2 separate regions of the Homo sapiens genome follow, and region 1 is linked to region 2. Evidence: chromatin contacts called from ENCODE Hi-C or POLR2A ChIA-PET data. All regions are on one chromosome and are shown on one strand. The core of a region is the stretch at or near the end of the contact, and the rest is flanking DNA. Distances in the headings are between cores, read along the strand shown.

The links. A loop is a pair of places that touch in the nucleus more often than their neighbours do. ChIA-PET counts read pairs that join two places held with the same protein, here RNA polymerase II (POLR2A). Pooled maps may share reads with other maps.
Region 1: a loop to region 2 is called in a map of heart left ventricle, with 1.9 times the contacts of the local background. The contact joins the promoter of TMEM82 here to the enhancer-like site in region 2. A Hi-C loop is called at or near these places in 4 of 168 maps with a recorded cell type or tissue (ascending aorta, heart left ventricle, posterior vena cava and 1 more), 4 of 37 single-sample maps with no recorded cell type and 13 of 50 pooled maps. POLR2A ChIA-PET finds 5 or more read pairs at or near these places in 13 of 52 experiments (B cell, BJ, Caco-2 and 9 more).

Annotation. Positions count from the first base shown.
Region 1 is chr1:15,739,162-15,744,064 of GRCh38, forward strand. TMEM82 (transmembrane protein 82) reads left to right here and starts at 3,338. Exons shown (of 6, transcript NM_001013641.3): 1 at 3,338-3,486; 2 at 3,674-3,746; 3 at 3,859-4,033. The coding sequence starts at 3,399. SLC25A34 (solute carrier family 25 member 34) reads left to right here. Exons shown (of 5, transcript NM_207348.3): 5 at 63-2,231. The coding sequence ends at 245. It overlaps SLC25A34-AS1 (SLC25A34 and TMEM82 antisense RNA 1), which reads right to left. Exons shown (of 2, transcript NR_149050.1): 2 at 890-1,061. RefSeq lists enhancers at 2,448-2,517, 2,919-3,699, 4,660-4,903.
Region 2 is chr1:15,702,469-15,707,776 of GRCh38, forward strand. All of the region lies in intron 1 of PLEKHM2 (pleckstrin homology and RUN domain containing M2), which reads left to right. Among named protein-coding and RNA genes, the nearest start is that of PLEKHM2, 21 kb to the left of the region's middle. Within about 2 kb of position 1,268, at least 26 of the 41 ENCODE cell types and tissues checked have a DNase peak (open chromatin) inside an H3K27ac peak, as active enhancers do; they include ascending aorta and heart left ventricle, where a contact is called at or near this core.

The sequences.
Region 1 (4,903 bases), core at 2,088-4,587, 39 kb after region 2:
ATGTGGTGCCAGCCAGGGCCTCAAGGCCCCTGTAGTAACACTCACCCCATGTCTTTCCCCAGGGCCAGCTCTATGGGGGCCTCACCGACTGCATGGTGAAGATCTGGCGGCAGGAGGGCCCCCTGGCACTCTACAAGGGCCTGGGCCCCGCCTACCTGCGCCTGGGCCCCCACACCATCCTCAGCATGCTCTTCTGGGACGAGCTTCGGAAACTGGCTGGGCGGGCCCAGCACAAGGGCACCTAGACGACGGCCCTCACCCCCACGTCCTGACACGGCCGGCACTTGGCCGGAAGTGAGAGCCTGCTCCAGGACAACTGGCTGTCCCGGGGCGGGCCATGGGCCCAGGCCCTGCCAGAGGTCCCGGGAGAGTGTGGACAGCTCTGGTCCATCCAGCCCCTTGGCCCACCCAGGTCCAGAGCATCCACTTCAAGTTACCACCCATTCTGTCTTCCAGACAGTTCTCTTCCTTCTCTGTACTGCGTACTGGGTCACCACATCCCAGAGCCTTGCTCAGTTATAGCAACTGCTGCGGGCGTGCACATGGCATAGGCCCAGTAACTTACATACATCGGCTCACTTAGGCCTCAGACAGCAGCACGAGGCAGGCACTTTTACTTCTTTTACCATTAGAAAGCCAAGGCCTAGAGTGGTGGGCTTTGACCACAGCCACACAATTTTGAAGTGGCAGAGCCAGGACTGGAGCTTAGCCCTGCTCACCCTAGACCTATGCGCTTGACAAGTGCGTGACTGTGACAGGCCCATGGGCCCGGACTGCCCATAGGGGTCACTGTACCATGGCAAAGGCTGAGGTGCACCAGGAGGCTGTGGCGTCGTCACCTGCCTTATTTGCTGGAGAAGCTGTAGCAAAGAACCACAGACTGGGCGACTTAGACAATAGAAATGTATTTTCTCACAGTTCTGGAGGCTGGATGCTGGAGACCAAGGTGTCAGTGGGCTGGTTTCTTCTGAGGCCTCTGTCCATGGCTTGCAGATGCTGCTTTCTCTCTGTGTCTGCACATGGTGGTCCCTCGATGTGCGTCTGGGTCCTGATCTCCTCCTCTTATAAGGACACAAATCATGTTGGCTTAGGGCCCACCCTCATGACCCCACTTTAATTTTTTTTTTTTTTTTTGAGATGAAGTCTCACTCTGCCACCCAAGCTGGAGTGCAGTGGCACGATCTCGGTTCACTGCAACCTTGGCCTCCTAGGTTCAAGCAATTCTCCTGCCCCAGCCTCCTGAGTAGCTGGGATTACAGGTGTGTGCCACCACACCCGGCCAATTTTTGTATCTTTAGTAGAGATGGGGTTTTGCCATGTTGGCCAGACTGGTCTCGAACTCCTGACCTCAAGTGATCCACTGGCCTTGGCCTCCCAAAGTGCTGGGATTACAGGCATGAGCCACCTCACTTGGCCCAATTTTAACTTAATTATCTCTGTCAAGAGCCTATCTCCATATACAGTCACATCCTGAGCTACTAGGGGGTAGGACTTCAACATGCACTTCTGCAGGGGCCGCAGTTCAGCCAACATCATCTTTTTTTTTGAGATGGAGTCTCGCTTTGTTGCCCAGGCTGGAGTGCGGTGGTGCAATCTCGGCTCACCACAACCTCCACCTCCCAGGTTCAAGTGATTCTCCTGCCTCAGCCTCCCGAGTTGCTGGGACTATAGGTGTGCGCCACCATGCCCAGCTAATTTTGTATTTTTAGTAGAGACAGGCTTTCGCTGTGTTGGCCAGGCTGGTCTTGAATGCCTGACCTTGCCGCCCGCCTCGGCCTCCCAAAATGCTGGGATTACAGGCGTGAGCCACCGCGCCTGGCCTCAGCCAACATCATCTAAGGGCTCTCACGGAGGGCCTCCCAGCTGCCCGCCCTGTGGGCATTTGCACATATCCTGACAAGCCTGAAAGAAGCTCCGGGTGCCCATTGTTCAGTCCAGGTGCCCATTGTTCCCGGGACTGAGGCCCGGGAAAGGGAAGCGACGTGGCAGGGCCAGCAGCAGACCCTGGGCCTTTCTCTAGACTGAGCACCATTCCCCGTGGGTGTGCTCTCAGCGCCGCACCGACCTTCACACTGCAGAGATGGATGCCAACTCCCTGGCAGGGGCAGGACTGCTGCCGAGCAGCCCCACCTGCCCTCCCAGCCACACCCCAAGTCTGTAAGGGCCGCTCCCAGGAACACCTGCTACTGCACACTCCAAACCAATAAAGTTTTATATTTTGTTTACTTCAACGACCCTCCTCTGTGGTGAATCTCAGTCTCCCCCATCCCTGACCCCCACCTTCTGCTCCCTCTGCCCTTTCTGTTTGTGAAAGCAGGATGGGAGCCGTGGTCCACCTGTTCAGCTCCGCCCTGCTGGACCCAGGTGAGGCCTGCCACCTAGTGGACCCAGGGAGGAGCATCAGGAAGGGCGGCCCCGGCCTGTGGGAGGAGAAGGCTCAGGCAGGCTCGGGCTGCAGGAGATTCCACACCGAGTCAGAGCCGGAGGCTTTGGGAAGCTGGAACCAGACCTTACAAAAAGCAGGCAGAGCTGACCTCCTGGCTGTGGGGGAAGAGAGCCCCAGACCTCAGGCTGAGAGGGCACAGCTGATCTCTGGCTATGGGGGGATAGAGTCCCTACTCTCAGACCCTGGGCTGAAGGGTCAGAGCCCACACTTCAGGCTGCAAGAGGACAGGACCCACACCTAAGGCGGGGCAGGACAGATGGAGCCTGGGACTTCGAAGGGGCATTGGGTGGTTCAAGCCCTCAAGGAAGATTGCTATTTTTTTTTTTTTTTTTTTTTTTTAGACAGAGTGTTGCTCTGTTGCCCAGGCTGGAGTGCAATGGTGTGATCTCAGCTCACTGCAACCTCCGCCTCCTGGGTTCAAGCCATTCTCCTGCCTCAGCCTCCCGAGTAGCTGGGATTACAGGTGCCTGCCACCACGCCCGGCTAATTTTTTGTATTTTTAGTAGAGACAGAGTTTTACCATATTGGTCAGGCTGGTCTCGAACTCCTGACCTTGTGATCTGCCCACCTTGGCCTCCCAAAGTGCTGGGATTACAAGTGTAAGCCACTGCGCCTGTCCTCCCTCAAGGAAGATTTCAAGTAAAGTGGATGCCAGACTTTAGCAGGGACAGAGACCAGAGACCAGCCCAGAGACACCTGTCCCTTCACCCCACACTGCCCAAATGGGGAGCCCGGGCAGCAGCTGGCTCCAGGCACCCCGTGTGCCTGGAGCTGGGACCTTGCCCTTCTGGGCCTCGAAGGGTTAACACCCCTGGCTCTCCTCCCCTCCCCTCCCCTGGGCCTTTGACCCCTCCCAGCCTCTCTCCTTCCCTCCACCGACACCTTTGCCCAGTGACGTTGGTCTGTCCTTACGCAGACCTGGCCGGAGGCTGGGGCTCCTTCCGGGGCTGCCATGTTCTCTCTTCCATCCCTCCCCTCCTGGCTCCCCGGCCTCCCCTCCCTCGAGTGGGGCTCTAGCCTCCTTGACTCCCTCCTGCAAGGTGAGCACCTCGCCCCATTCCTGCCTTGGCCCCGCCCCCTTCCAGCTCTTTGCAGTGCAGGGTGGACCCCACCCACCTGGTCTCCCGACACCCCTGCCCCTTGGCCGCCCCCTCTGACCCTACCAATGAAGCCTGCCCTCCTAACACCCCTGCACGCTGCCTCGCTGCCTCCCTCCCGCCCCCTCAGGCCTGATCGGGGCCCTTGGAGTCTTGGTCCTGAACAGCCTCCTGAAAGTTTACTTCTTCGTGGGCTGTGCCAAGTGAGTGCCCACCTCATCCCCCCAGGGAATGTGGCTGGGGGCACGGGGACCCCCACCAGGGGTCGAAGGTGGCAGTTCTGCACCCCTGCCCACACCCATTCTGTCCCCAAAGTGACCCGCAGCGGCGACCCGAAAAGGAGCGGCTTCGGGCCCAGTGGGCCTCCCTGGAAACGGTGCACCTGGCAGGGCTGGCCCTGTTTCTGACGGTCGTGGGGTCCCGGGTGGCTGCCCTCGTGGTGCTCGAGTTCTCCCTCCGGGCCGTGTCCACGCTGCTGTCCCTGGGCAAGGTGAGGCCTCCGGGAAGGCAGTGGGTGGATCACTCCCCAGCCCAGGGCCCGGGCTCACCCCCGGAATGTGGGCAGCAGGGCCCAGGTCCAGCATCCCAGCCTCTTCGCCGTATTTTCCGTAAGACTGAGAACAGAGGCTGCAGGTTGCACCTTTGGGTTTGGTTGCGGAAGCGGCCACACTCACAGTGGACACAGTCCCAGTCCCAAGAAGACAAGAGCGACAGTTTCTGTAGATCCGGCCCCCCAAATGCCAGGCCCTGCGCCGAGTGCACCGTGTGCATCACGTAATCCTCACAGCCACAGGGGTAAAGGTTTGCTCTGATTCCCCATTTCACAGATGGGGAAACTAAGGCTCAGAGAGTATGTGGCTTGTCTATGGTCAACAGATAGAGTCAGGCTTTGGACCCAGGTCTCTGAGACTCTGAACCACCACCCTTCAGCTAACAGATGGGCCCCAAGTACTAAGACATGATTGAAGGCTGGGCGTGGTGGCTCACGCCTGTAATCCCAGCACTTTGGGAGGCCGAGGCAGGCGGATCACCTGAGGTTAGGATTTCGAGACCAGCCTGGCCAACATGGAGAAACCCCATCTCTAAAAACAAAAACAAACAAACAAAAAAATTAGCTGGGCATGGTGGCGGGTGCCTGTAATCCCAGCTTCTTGGGAGGCTGAGGCAGGAGAATTGCTTGAACCCAGGAGGCGGAGGTTGCAGTGAGCGGAGATCGAGCCACTGTACTCCAGCCTGGGTGACAGAGCAAGACTCTGTCTAAAAAAAAAAACAAAACAAAACCCATATGATTGAAATTAAGGTGAGAGAGATGATCCCCTAGGGCTTCATCTGAAGCCGATGTGGCCCCTTCGGGAACCAT
Region 2 (5,308 bases), core at 18-2,517:
GCAGTGGCACAATCTCAGCTCACTGTAACCTCCGCCTCCCAGGTTCAAGCAATTCTTTTGCCTCAGCCTCCCAAGTAGCTGGGATTACAGGCATGTGCACCACCACGCCCAGCTAATTTTTGTATTTTTAGTAGAGATGGGGTTTCATCATATTGGTTAGGCTGGTCTCGAACTCCTGACCTCAAGTGATCTCTCCACCTTGACCTCCCAAAGTGCTGGGATTACAGGCATAAGCCACCGTGCCCAGCCTTTTTTTTTTTTTTTTTTTTCGAGGCAGGGTCTCACTCTGTTGCCCAGGCTGGAGTACAGAGGTGTGATCATGGCACATTGCAGCCTCCAGCTCCTGGGCTCAAGCAATCCTCCTGCCTTAGCCTTCCGAGTAACTGGGACTATAGGTATGCACCACCACGCCCAGCTAACTTTAAAAAAAAAAAAAGTTGCTAGAAACAGGGTCTTGCTATATTGCCCAGCTGGTCTCAAACTTCTGGCTTCAAGCAATACTCCCGCTGACTCAGCCTCCCAAAGTGCTGGAATTACAGGCGTGAGCCACAGCGCCCAGCCCTCAGGTGGGGTCTATTCTGTTTTTGGATTTCCACCTCCTAGACCTGTCCTGCTGAGGCTCTTCCAAACACTCTTGTGTAAATAACGTTTGGTCTCCATGGAGCCCACAGGGAGGCTGCTGTTACCTGGCGGCCTTCTCCCTGGGCATCACAGGAGAGTCGAACCTGCCAGGCCAGGCCGGGCCGGGCAAGGTTTCTTAGGTATCCTTAGGTCTGTGTCTGCGGTGGCTGAGCAGGGATGGGGCAGGCACAGCGGTGGAGCCCCACAGTGGCCAGGCAGTTAAACAGGCACGCTTACAGCCATCTGTCCAGCCTCTCCTGTTGTTGGAGCAGGCGTTTTTATCCTGCTCTGTAAATAGGGAAGTGTGACCCCTGCTCCCCTAGTATAACTTGCGAGTTGACAGCAGAGTTAGAATCCAGATCGCCCCTCTTTTGGGCTGGGCAGGGTTGCAGCCTCTTTTTGACCTTGTCTGACGAGGGAGAAAGGAAGGACGTCACTTGGAACTGTCTTATGTTCATTTGGCTGTTTATCGTCTTTCACAGCCACCTTTGAGTTAATTATTAGAGACCAATCTGGAAGGATTTCTTCGTATCAACCATAGTACTAGAAATTGTTTTGTGGGTGTATGAAGATCAGAGAGAGACGGGACAGAGAAGGCCGGGCTGTGGCAGCTCAGAGCAGAGAGTGGGACTCACCCTGATTAAAATTCTCTGAGTCAGGCATTTCTTGGCTTGTTGGAGTGTACCACCCACACTTCCCCGAAGCAGTCTTGTGACGCCCAGCCTTCCCAGAGCGCCTGGGAGCCCTGTGCTCCTGGCTTTGGGAGAGTCTGGGATGAGCTGAGCTAGCTTTTCCCGGCCCTGGTGCCTGAGCACAACCGAAAAATCAGCAGCAGGGACAGGAGAGCAGCTGAGCAGGTCTAGAGCGTGGTCTGGGAACATGCCTTTGAGACAGAGGCCTCAGAGTCCGTGGACCTTAGGGAACCACCATGTTTAAAAATTTACCTTAAATCTGAATCTCTCTCTTCATTCTCAGCTGACCTTGCTTACTTTTGAATTTTCTTCTGATGACAACTTTTTCATCCTCCCACCATGGAGCATACTGGCCCACCTGCTTGTGGACTCTCCTTTGTGGCCAGAGGGGTCCCATCCTGTCTTTCCTGGGCAAGGACTTTATTTCTTTACTCTACCCTGTTTTTCCTGCCACTCTTTTGGCAAAACCGGTCAAAGGGATTTTCTGTATTTACTGTCTCTTCCTCCACTCCCTCCGTCCCTCCCTCCCTCCCTTCCTCCCTTCCTTTCTTCCTCTTCCTCTCTGTTCTTCCACTTCCCTCACCCCCTCTTCTGACCCAAAATAGGCAGAATGGCATACCGAAGCCCCATGTTCAGCTCGTATCATCACCGGACAGTCTATACCACCAGCCCTCTATTATTTTGAAACAGATTTCCAGACATCCATAAATATTTCAGTACGTATTGTTAAAAAATGAGGATTCTTTTCTCACATGACCCAATATTACAAAAAATTCACAATAACTTTTCCTCAATATCATCAAATATTTGCTGTTTCAAGTTCCAGCTGCCTCATCACTGTCATGTTTAAATGCCTCATTTGCTGATGCGGGATCCACACAAGCTCCTGCCCTCCGTGATGAGTGCCCATCAGGCTGCTGCCCCCGCCCCTGCGCCCATGTGCTTTCCTCATGGTCCCAGCACCTCCCTTTTAGGCCCCTGCTGCCATGACCCTGGCGACTGACCACACCTGCCCTTGGGAAACTTTCCTCACTGGGCTTCTGGAGCACATACTGCCCACGTTTTCTGCCCACCTCGCTGGCTGTGCCTTCGTGGTCTAAGACAGTGATCCTCAGCCCGGGCCAGGCATCAGGATTACCTGGAGTGTTACAGTGCTGCTTCTTGTGCCCTGACTCCAGAGTTTCTGATGTCATTGGTCTGGAAAGGGGCCCGGGCATTGTTGGGCTGCGTGGGTGAGGACCCCTGGTCTAACGCAGCCCTGGCGGCTCAGTACTCAGACGCTCCTCCTGCTGCACACTCACGGCTTTCAGTGGCTGGCGGCACCCCCCCTGCCCCTGAACCTCAGATCCATTTCCACAGCTGTGTCCTTGATGTCTCCACGTAGATATCTTTTTTTTTTTTTTTTTTTTTTTTTTTGAGATGGGGTCTCACTCTATCACCTAGTTGGAGTGCAGTGGTGCAATCTTGGCTCACTGCAACCTCTACCTCCCAGACTCAAGCGATTCTCCTACTTCAGCCTCCTGAGTAGCTGGGACTACAAGTGTATCGTGCCATCATGTCCGACTAATTTTTTGTATTTTTGCTGAGGTAGGGTTTTGCCATGTTGCCCAGGCTTGTCTCCAACTCCTGAGCTCAGACGATCCACTCACCTCGGCCTCCCAAAGCGCTGGGATTATAGGCGTGAGCCACTGTGCCCGGCCTCCACATAGATGTCGGATAGGTGTTCTGAACTTATGCCAGAGCTGAACTCCACCTGATCCAGAAACGGCTGCCGTCCACCTGCTCAGACCATACCTCAGAACTGTTGCTGGCTCCTCCTTTTCCCTCATGCCCCACATTTAATCCATCGCTAAATCTCTGCGGCTCTGCCTTCAGACCCTGCATCTGACCCCTTCTCCTGTCCTCTACACTGTAGCCAGCTCCCAGCCCCCATTTTCCCATTGTCGGGGCTGCTAGCCTCCTAACCAGCCTCTGCCTCCACCCTGGCCTTTCACAGTCTGTCTACTCACCATACAGAAACTATGGCAAGGCCGGATCTGGTGGCTCACGCCTGTAATCCCAGCACTTTGGGAGGCCGAGGTGGGTGGATTGCTTGACCCAGGAGTTCAAGACCAATCTGGGCAACATGATGAGACCCCATCTCTACAAAACAGAAAAACTAGCCTGCTGTGGTGTCGCACACCTGCAGTCCCAGCTACTCGGGAGGTTGAAGTGGGAGGATCGATTGAGGCAGAGGCTGCAGTGAGCCAAGATCGCGCCATTGCACTCCAGCCTGGGTGACAGAGCAAGACCCTGTCTCAAAAAACAAGCAAGAAGCTATAGCAGCTTTGTAATAGTGACATCGAGTTATGTACTTTCCTGTTCTCACCTGCCAACAGCTTCCCATCAAACTGGTAATGAAACGCAAAGCCCCTCGCACGGCCTGTGTGGCTGTGCATGATCCGGCCCTCAGCTGCCTTCTTGACCTCATCTCATGCTGCTCACCCCTCACTCCCTGAGCTCCAGCCACACCAGGCTCCTCACTGTTGCCCCTGCTGTTCCTCTAACCGGAATACTTTCCCCCCGGATGCCACAATAGCCATTTCCTCAGGGAGATCTTCTTGGCTCCTTATTTGTTTGTTTGTTTTTATTATTATTTTTTGAGTTGGAGTTTTGCTCTTGTTGCCCAGGCTGGAGTGCAGTGGCACGATCTCGGCTCACTGCAACCTCTGCCTCCCAGGTTCAAATGATTCTCCTGCCTCAGCCTCCCGAGTAGCTGGGATTACAGGTGTGCGCCACCATGCCTGGCTAATTTTTTGTATTTTAAATAGAGACGGGGTTTCACCACGTTGGTCAGGCTGGTCTCGAACTCCTAACCTCAGGTGATCCACCTGCCTCAGCCTCCCAAAGTGCTGGCATTACAGGCGTGAGCCACTGTGCCCGGCTTTTGTATTTATTTTTTTCCCTCTGGGGGCTCCGTATTTATAACAGATTTCCACACCCTGCTTCATTTTTTTCATAGCACTTACTACTCCCTGATGCCGTATTATACATTTGCACTAATTTATCTCTGCCACCGTGTCTGATATGTACATAGCAGGTGCTCAGTAACTGTGTGTTGAAATATGTGACCCTTCACGGCTTGAGCCTTCCCTTCTGGCCACTGCTGAACTGAGCTTTGAGCAAGAGGCAGCTCCTCAGCCGAGCCTATCACAAGTGTGCATTCCTTGCCACCTCTGCTGCAGGCTCCAGACCGAGGGCCAGCATGCTTCTTCTGTAAAGAGCCAGGTGCTAAATAGTTCAGGCTGTACAGGCCATGCGGTCTCTGAGACAAACTCCGTCTCAAAAAAAAAAAAGAGTGCTTAAAGTGTAGGCTTTGGGCTGGGCACCATGGCTTATACCTGTAATCCCTAGAATTTGAGAGGCTAAGGCAGGAGGATCACTTGAGCTCAGGAGTTTAAGACCAGCCTAGACAACATAGCAAAACTCCATCTCTACAAAAAAAATACAAAAAAAAAAAAAATTAGCCAGGTGTGGTGGTACATACCTGTAGTCTCAGCTATTTGGGAGGCTGAGCTGGGAGGATCACCTGAGCCCGGTAGGTTGAGGCTGCAGTGAGCATTACTGCACTCTAGCCTGGGCAACAAAGTGAGACCTGTTTCTAAAAACACTGCTCCACTTGCCGTCATAGCACAAAAGCAGCCACAGGTGACACGTGAGCCGATGGGAGTGGCTGTGTTCCAATAAAACTTTACACACAAAACTTGGAGGTGGTCCCCTAGCCACCCTGCCCTAGACTCCCACGAATTCTGAGATTTTCTGCCTTTCCCCAAAATCCACATGAACAGAAAGGAAACACTCAGAACCACTTGGCAGTCTGATCAGCAGAATGAACTTCTTCCCAGAAGTGGGGAAAGCCCCTCCTGGAGCAGCTGCAGCTTTTTTTAAAACTGACAAGACACATCCTCACTCGGGAGATGCCAGTGTGGGGCCAAAGGACAGAGACTGTACCAGCA